2 separate regions of the Homo sapiens genome follow, and region 2 is linked to region 1. The links are chromatin contacts, found by Hi-C or POLR2A ChIA-PET in ENCODE. All regions are on one chromosome and are shown on one strand. The core of a region is the stretch at or near the end of the contact, and the rest is flanking DNA. Distances in the headings are between cores, read along the strand shown. Region 1 has its middle 51 kb from the start of LINC02649. Region 2 holds the start of LINC02649 (long intergenic non-protein coding RNA 2649).

Region 1 (4,634 bases), core at 887-3,386:
CCCACCAAAAGTAAAACAAACAAAAATGAGGCCTGGAGTTTTCCCCGTTCCTCTTCTGGGGCCCGAGGAGCTTGCCACCCGTGGGTGAAAAGCGTTGCCTTCCCGAGAACGCCTGCTCTTTAAGGGATCCCCGCCGCCATGCAACCTACAATCGCACGGCCCTTTACAGTGTATAAAGCCCTTCAAACCTTGAGGGGGCTGTCGGGAAACCTGTGTTCTGTTGACAGTTCTGTCAGTCACTCTGGGCTTGAGGGTTCTCTAAGGAAAGCATGGAGATTGGACTGGAGTATGTTAAGGACTGAATTGCATCCCTGCCAAAAACAGCACGTTGGAGTCCTACTCGCCAGCACCTCAGGGTGTGACCTTATTTGGAGAAAAGTCTTTCCAGAGGCCATCAAGTTAAAATGAGGTCATTAGGATGGGCCTTAATCCAGTATGGCTGATGTCCTTATAAAAAAGGGAAATTTGGAGACAGGCACATGCAGAGAGAAGGTGATGAGAAGAGGGAGTGAAGACAGCTGACTACAGGTCAAGGACAGACACCTGGATAGCTCCTTCCCGCAGCCTCAAAGGACCCAGTCCTGCCGACACCTTGATCTTGGACTCCCACCTTCCAGAATCAGGAGAAAATAAATTTTTGTTGTGGGCCGGTGCGACAGCTCATTCCCATAATCTCAGCACTTTGGGAAGCTGAGGCAGGAGGATCACTTGAGCCCAGGAGACTGAGACCAGCCTGGGCAGCATGGGGAGACCTGTCTCTACAAAAAATAAAATAGCTGAGCCTGGTGGCACTTACCTGTGGTCCCAGTTAGTTGGAAGGCTGAAGGGGAAGACCGCTTGAGCCCAGGAGGTCAAGGCTGCAGTGGGCTATGATTGCAGCACTGTACTCCAGCCTAGGTGACAGAGCGAGATCCTATCTCTAAAAAAAAAAAAAATTAAAAAACTGTTGTGTAAGTCCCTCCATCTGAAGTACTTTGTTGCGACATCCTCAGCACACTAATACAGTGTACTGAAGCTTTTTTGTGTGTGCTGTAGCCCCTCTGGTCCTCCAGGGTTGATCCTGAGCCCCTTCTTAGAATAATGTTTACATTTAAAAAATAACACACTTTGGATTACGAAGGAGAGAACTCTTGAAATACTGATATCAAAATGCCAAATATAAACATTTACGATGTAGAAATATATGTACCACTTTAATAATGCATTCAATAGTGGCAAGTCTGAAAACAACCGTAATTTCACAGTAGAGATGAAGGGTAAATACTCTTTCAAGACATCTGCAACAGGCTGGGTGTGGTGGCTCATGCCTGTAACCCCAGCACTTTGGGAGGCTGATGTAGGAGAATTGCTTAAGCCCGGAAGTTTGAGACTAGCCAGGGCAACATAGTGAGACCCCATCTAAAAAGAATTAGCTGGGTGTGGTGGCACACGCCTATAGTCCGAGCAACTTGGAGGCTGAGGTGGGAGGATCCCTCGAGCCCGGGTGGTCGAGGTTGCAGTGAGCTGTGATGGTACCACTGCACTCCAGGTTGGGTGACAGAGCCAGACTCTGTCTCAAAAAAAAAACAAAAAACAAAACTGCAATAACCATCATGTGCCATGAACATATTATGATTTTTACTGGTGACCGACACAGAGGCTGCTCATGTGGTATGCTGCCTATCTTCATAATGAAAATGCTAAATATTAGTTCCTGGCTAGTGGAGGAAAAGATTTTTTTTCCCACCCAAGTTTACATATTCTTGAATTTGATCTGTTCCTGGACTGGGTGGTGTCCACTAGGGGACTTTTGGGGTCTGTGGTTAGGCGACTCTGGGTGGATTGTCCCATGAGGCTGATGCCTCTTGCTCTTTGCTTAAGACTCAGTGACCCTTCGGCACTTGGGGGCCTTGTGCCAGGGGCAGGTGGTCACGGCCCCGCCCCTCTGTTGTCATGGCGACAAACCGATGTGGCCTCTGGAAGCTGCTCCCTTCTCTGTCCTCTTCCAGAGCCTTGCCGTGGCTCCGGTAGATTTCTCTGCATAGCTTGTCTGTGACTCGGCGAAGGAGGTGTGTGGAGAAGGTGCCAGTTCCCTCAGCGGAGCCACCCTCGGGGCCTGCGCCTGACTCAGACAGGAAGTAGCTGACACTCCATGCCAGGAAGTAGCTGACACTGCATGCCGGGAACGCTGTCCCCAGCCTTGTGATGGAGTCAGGCCTCTGCCGGTGACTCACCGCCATCACCCAGGCGCTGCTCTTGCTGGGAATTTTCTCATGAGCTCATCTGGGCAGTGCAAAGAACCACACAATTGTTCCCCACACGCGTTCTTATTGTGCAAAAGGGAAACCTTGGTTTGGATCTTGTGGGTTTTTTTCTTTTTTTGAGATGGAGTCACGTTCTGTCACCCAGGCTGGAGTGTAGTGGTGCGATCTTGGCTCACTGCAACCTCCGCTTCCCGGGATTCTCCTGCCTCAGCCTCCTGAGTAGCTGGGATTACAGGCATGGGCCACCACGCCCGGCTAATTTTTGTATTTTTCATAGAGAGGATTACATCATCAAGAATGAAACATTTTTTTTTTAATGGCTTAAGGGGTATATGGCTCTTCAAATACACGCAGGGGTTATGCTTTCTCCATGTGGAGGGTGGTGCTCCCTCTGCAGCCCACCCATTCGGAGACAGGCTTTCTTCATGCTGGAGTATCTCATTCCTCGAAATATGCTTGCTATTTCATGCTTGAAATCAAGATGTCTCCCAATTCATGGCACCTTGTATTTGACAAATAGACTGCGTAAAGACAGAGTCTGTCTTTAGGGAATGAGAGGATTTTTGGTAAAAACAGAACCAAAACTTCTACTGACCCAAGAGAAGGCTTTGTTTGCTTGGAGTGGATTATCAGCCAAATGCTATCTTTATTTTGTGGGATTTTGGCCTTTGAATCAGGTTCATGGGTGGCATGCTATAGAAATAGGATAACAAATGGGATAATTCTTCAAACAGAAACATGGCCTAGAATGGGAGGGGTTGTTGTTTATTTATATGTATGTGTCATAAAAATATTTTAGATCATAACTTAGCAAATGTATGAAAGTGGAAAATGTGTTTATGGATCTATTTCATAAAAGGGCCATGCTTCAGAAAAAAAAAAAATCCCAAGAAACAAACCAAAAAATGCCAAAAAGAGAAATCTCTGTATGGGAGACTATCATTTAGCTGCAGACAGGATAGTTACAGATTAATTGCTGGCCTTATCTAACTACTAGCTACAATAACTCCAATTTGGGGTCGGCCAAGTACCAATGAACTTCGCTTTCTCTGGGCAACAGCTGAGATGTTGCAGCTGCAAGTGGGGTTAAATAGCCTCCAATAAAGGAAAAAACTTGAGGAGTAATTCAATTAAAAAAAAATTGACATAATTATAGATTCAAGGATGATGCAAACAAAAAGTGTGCAGGAAGGTCCTTGTCCCCTTCCCTCAGTTTCTCCCAATGTGACATCTTACATAGCTACAGTACAATATCACAACCATGATATTGAGATTGGGTCACAGAACCTACCTAGATTTCCCATTTTATATGTATTTGTGTGTGTGTGTGTGTGTGTGTGTGTGTAGTTGTAGGCAGGTTTATCACATGTGTGGATTCTTATAACCATCACCCAAATCAAGATATATCTTGATTTTGCTCCATCACCAGGAGGCTCCCTCATGCTACCCCTCTAGAGCCTCAAGTCACCTTCCCTCCTTTCTCCTCCCCACCTGCTGGCAACCACTAACCTGTTCCCCATTGCTGTAATTTTGTCATTTCAGAATGTTGCATAAATGGAATCATATTGTATGTGATACAGTTTGGATCTGTGTCCCCGCCCAGATCTCATGTTGAAATGTAATCCCCAGTGCTGCAGGTGGGGCCTGGTAGAAGGTGATTGGATCATGGGGATGGTTTCTTTTTCTTTCTTTCTTTCTTTTTTCTTTTTCTTTTCTTTTCTTTTTTTTTGAGACAGAGTATCGCTCTTTCACCCAGGCTGGAGTGCAGTGGCGCGATCTGGACTCACTGCAACCTCCGCCTCCTGGGTTCCAGCGATTCTCCTGAGTAGCTGGGATTACAGGTGCACACCAACACGCCCAGCTAATTTTTGTATTTTTAGTAGAGACAGGGTTTCACCATGTTGGCCAGGCTGGTCTTGAACTCCTGTCCTCAAGTGATCCACCTGCCTTGGCCTCCCGAAGTGCTGGGATTACAGGTGTGAGCCACCACACCCGGCCGTGGGGGTGGTTTCTAATGGTTTACATCATTTCCCTTGTGCTGTGCTCACAACAGAGTTCTTGCAAGATCTGTCTGTTTAAAAGTGTGTGGCATATCCCTGCCCCCGCACCTCCCTCCTGCTCTGGCCATGTAAGATGTGCCTGCTTCCCCTTTGCCTTCTGCCATGATTGTAAGTTTCCTGAGGCCTCCCTAGAAGCTGAGCAGATGCCAGCACCACGCTTTCTGTACAGCCTAAGGAACTATGAGCCAATGAAACCTCTTTTCTTCATAAATTACCCAGTCTCAGGTATTTCTTTATAGCAGTGTGAGAATGGACTAATACAGCATGTAACCTGCTAGTGGACTTCTTCATTCAGAAGGATTCCTTTGAGATCCATCCAAGTCATTTCTGT
Region 2 (4,446 bases), core at 586-3,085, 51 kb after region 1:
CATGAGCCACTGCGCCCAGCTGTTAATGTGTATTTAATGCCTCTGAACTATAGACTTAAAAATGGTTAAATGCCAAATTTTATGTTATATATATTTTACCACAATTTAAAGGAAAAAAAAAAAGAAGAGAGCATTGGAAGTAGAGCAGTGGATCTTAACTTAGGGCTCACAACTTCTTCGAGTTTTGTTTATAAAGCTATTACCTCTTCCCATAAATACATACATAGGTATATACAGATGCATACAAGTGTTGGCATATAATTTTTTTAAATTGAAACAGGATCTCCCTCTGACACCCAGGCTGGAGTGCAGTGGTGCAATCTTGACTCACTATAGCCTTCGCCTCCCAGGCTCAGGTGATTCTCCCACCTCAGCCTCCCGAGTAGCTGGGGTTACAGGCGCCGGCCACCACAACTGCTAATTTTTTGTATTTTTAGTAAAGACGGGATTTTGCTATGTTGCCCAGGCTGGTCTCAAACTCCTGGACCCAAGCAATCTGTCTCCCTTGGCCTCCCAAAGTGCTGAGATTACAGGTGTGAACCACTGCGCCCAGCCTGGCATACAATTTTTAAAAATAAAATGTAAGCACTCAAACTTTCAAAGTTAATAACATGTGCTTATTGAAAATGAAGAGCACGTGGAAGACAGAACTCAGAAGTCACCTGTAATCACAAGCAGATTACATGTGACCTTGCTCTTCTAAGTCCTTGTGTGTGTATACACACATAATTGAATGCATATTGTTATGTTGTTGAGATCACACAATATGTATCATATTTTCACACACAATGAATATTTATCAATTTAAAGTCCCAAAGCCAAGAGTATTTTGATAACCAAGAATACACTACACCATTTCAATCAGGAAAAAAAATGTAATTTTGCCTTTCATGGAGACAAAAATTTCCTGAAAGACAAAAATGGCAACAGTCCTCTGAATAAAGATGTTGGCAGAGTTACAATTAAAATACTGTGTTCCGTTAATGCTCAATTTAAAATAGGGTATAAAGCAATGGGATATAATCCTTCTAAGAGAATGATCAGAGCTGTCCTAGTAAAATGTTAGCAAGAAGGTATGTGTCCACTGAGTTATTTAGCAGTGTATTCTTATAGTAACCCCCAAAGAGATACACACGTACATCAATGGTTATCATCAAGATGGAAATAGCAATGTGTCTGTATAGTTCCTTCCTCATGCTCCTTCTGCCGCTCTGTTGCTGACCCAATTAATGAGTCCTGGGGTGCACTGCTCAGAGGTGGCTTCATAATACCACGTTCAAGAGGCTTCTTTTGTGTTAATTATAATAAAAACATTTACAAATGGGCCAATTCACTAGCTCTACCTTTTATCATACATTGTCATCTCAAGACATCTGAAAAACCAACGATGTTGTGAAATAAAGAATGAACATGGTCTACCTTTGCAAGGACATGGGTGGAGCTAGAAGCCCTTATGCTCAGCAAACTAACGCCTGCAGAAAACCAAACACTGCATGTTCTCACTCATAAGTGGGAGCTGAAAAATGAGAACCCGTGGACACAGGGAGGGGAACATCACACACTGGGGTCTGTCAGGGGAGTGTGGGTGGTGGTGGTGGTAAAGCATTAGGGAAAAGACCTAATGTATGCTGGGTTTAATACCTACGTGACGGGTTGATAGGAGCAGCAAACCACCATGGCACACGTTTACCTATGTAGCAAACCTGCACATCCTGCACATGTACCCCAGAACTTAAAATAAAAATAGAAAAGAATGAACGTGGTCTATAATAAACACAAGCACTTACTAAAAACTGCACATTTGGAACTGTGCTGATAACCCCAAATTGTCTTCTAGATATGGAGTTACCAGTAAGGAGCTCCACCGTGACTCTCCTCCCTGCTCCGTTGCCCCGACGAGGAAGTGTGAAAACGTTTCTGGCTCCATCCAAGAGGTGGGTTGACAGAGGTCGCTCCCAGAAGACAGTCCTTCCTATAAACTGGCAAAACAAAAATGCCTAAAGTGTGTTAAAAGCAGAGGTAATAAAACAACCCACATTTATAAAGGGGTTGTTTTGCTACCTCTGCTTTTAACACACTTCGGGCACTCAGGACTTGTTTATTCCTTACTAGACACCAAAATTAATGAAAATACACAGACAGAACCATGGTCAGACAGGCTGAAATTGTCTAAACTTCCCTCTGCACCCCTCTCCTCCAAGAGATCAAATTTAACACCACTCTAAAAAGATAATCATACCTGTAAGTTAGCAGAAAAATTGAAAGTGTATTATTTTACATTATCTACTTTTAACATATATGTGCACTTCTAAATACTTACGCTACATGATTCAGAGATGATGGAAGAAGTTCATCCGCATTAACTGCACACATGCAACAAAGGCTGTGTCCTGAAAGCATCTTCTACATAGGAACATGCTGGCCTAGAACCCTTCCCCTTCTCACATCTATCAACCCCCTGGGCAAATCTACGCATGTGCAATGCTTAGAGGTGATGTTCACGATATCCACAAGTCATTTTTGGAAGACAGTCTTTCCTATGAATTTTAACACAAAACTTACAAAATTGCTTACTAACTGGACTTTGGTCAAACGCTGGCAACCTCTGTAACATATAGAAAGAGTAGGTGCTATAAAATTAGGACTTGTTTGCTGATCATATACACTACACGCACAGCAAAGTGAGACAAAACGCAGCCCTGTGAGACACTGGTTAATCCGGCCTCACCACAGGGAGCCCATGGGCATTTGCTCCTTTCTGCTCTTCCCTAGACCAGAACACAAATACAACGTGTCCTGTCCAAAAAGGTGGTTTGGCCATTCCATTGCCCAAAGACAATGTTTCATGTGGATTTTAACAAAAAGATATTTGGAAAATATGTCCGTTTACAACATCTACTTTTAATATATACCAACCAGTGCTTCAGAACATCAAGAAAAATTACGTATCTCAAAAAGGAACATGGTGAGGCCAACTACATCTACATTGGTCAAGAATAGAAAATGCAGGCAGGACAATGGTTGGGAAATGAACATGTCCTCCAAACATGACCAATTGGGCATAGAACCCTTCTTCTGAACTGAACCCAAACTCAGCTTCTGCATAAATTCAGGTTGTGCACAGACCTCCTAGAGCTTATTCATGACCCTCTAGACTAGCCTATGGAGTCTAAGTTAAGAACTCCTCTACTCAGGAATTTTCTGTCTTTTCCCGATTCCACAGTTACTTCCCTGAAGAAGAGAGGGCTTTGTTGAAGTCTTCCCATGCTTTCTGCACAGGGCTCTGGCCTTGGAGAAGGGATTTCCAGTTACCGCAGTGTCACTTGGCCCTGGGTCTCCTCCCGGGAGAGAGAAGTGTACGGCTCCCAAGGTTCCTGGCAGTTTTGAAAGAGCTCTCAGCCACAGCCAGCTTTACTTTGGCAAGTGAGGCCATCCCCTTTCTTTCCTCCTTTCCTTTCCCATGGAACCTACTCCTTCCATCTGTCTTTCAAGCTCTGCCTCAGAAATGGCAATTCAAGGCTGATTTTCTCCTTGAATGCACTCTCTCTGTGAAAGAGGCTTTTCACCAAGAATGTGGTGCTGGTGTTTCTCTTGCCAATGGGCTAAACAAAGGCCTCCGCACCGGGTAACATTTGGGCAGGCCTCTTCACACATGCCTGTCCTTCTCCGTCGCACTTGGCTAAAGCCAACAACCTATGTGTGAAAAGTATAAAGAGATGGAAAAATTCCCATGAAAAATCCTTCCGCAAAGCAATTGCGAGACAACTATGGCGTCATCTGATAACATGATTTCTATTTTGCATCTGTTCCATTGTTGGAGGGCACTCATAGTTGCAAGCCTTGCATGTACATATGTAAAAATTATAAGTGAATGCATCTGCTCAGGTTATTAGCCACTGATTGTGAAATAATCTGAAGTTTGAGAGTCTCAGTTAATAACCTATAGGTGCTGAGAGCATTCAAAGACCCAATAGCATAAGTATTAATCACCTCTTTTCTCCAGAGTAGCAAATAAGAAACCAGGAAGAGCTCAGTTTCACTTCCAACTTGTTCTTTAAGGGCCTCAGAGTTGATAGTTGTCCTCATCTGGGCTCCCTAATGCCACGACAAATCAACTAGAAAAGAAATATGCCCCAAATCAGCACCCAAACACGCTGGTGCCAGCCTGTGTCCATGTTCCTGCAACAGCTGCTGCCCACGGGGTAGGACTGAGCCAGGTCTAAGATTAGCAGTGTCCCAGCTCCTCAGGTTCCTGCACATTGACTCACAACGGAATCAAAACTCGGGAGCTCAACTCTCTGGTTTCTTCTGCTTTCTCTTCTGCAATTTTCTTTCTTTTTTTTTTTTTTAACTTTATTTTACTGGCAACCATGAAAGAGATATTTACAGCAAGACTCAGAGCAAGGTCAGAGACCCCTAAACAGGTGGTTTTCCCTTAACTTATCA

Evidence for each region. Hi-C counts contacts between places; a loop is a spot of excess contacts on that map. ChIA-PET counts read pairs that join two places held with the same protein, here RNA polymerase II (POLR2A). Pooled maps may share reads with other maps.
Region 2: a loop to region 1 is called in a map of ascending aorta, with 2.6 times the contacts of the local background. The contact joins the promoter of LINC02649 here to the enhancer-like site in region 1. A Hi-C loop is called at or near these places in 5 of 168 maps with a recorded cell type or tissue (Calu3, aorta, ascending aorta and 1 more), 1 of 37 single-sample maps with no recorded cell type and 11 of 50 pooled maps. POLR2A ChIA-PET finds 5 or more read pairs at or near these places in 10 of 52 experiments (A549, A673, B cell and 7 more).

The regions. Positions count from the first base shown.
Region 1 is chr10:6,273,280-6,277,913 of GRCh38, forward strand. It overlaps a transcript of PFKFB3 not described here. Among named protein-coding and RNA genes, the nearest start is that of LINC02649, 51 kb to the right of the region's middle. RefSeq lists enhancers at 1,716-1,825, 1,976-2,415. Within about 2 kb of position 2,137, at least 31 of the 41 ENCODE cell types and tissues checked have a DNase peak (open chromatin) inside an H3K27ac peak, as active enhancers do; they include CD8-positive, alpha-beta T cell, ascending aorta and gastrocnemius medialis, where a contact is called at or near this core.
Region 2 is chr10:6,324,709-6,329,154 of GRCh38, forward strand. It overlaps LINC02649 (long intergenic non-protein coding RNA 2649), which reads left to right and starts at 1,836. Exons shown (of 6, transcript NR_040079.2): 1 at 1,836-1,934; 2 at 3,224-4,446. It also overlaps a transcript of PFKFB3 not described here and the pseudogene DPPA5P3.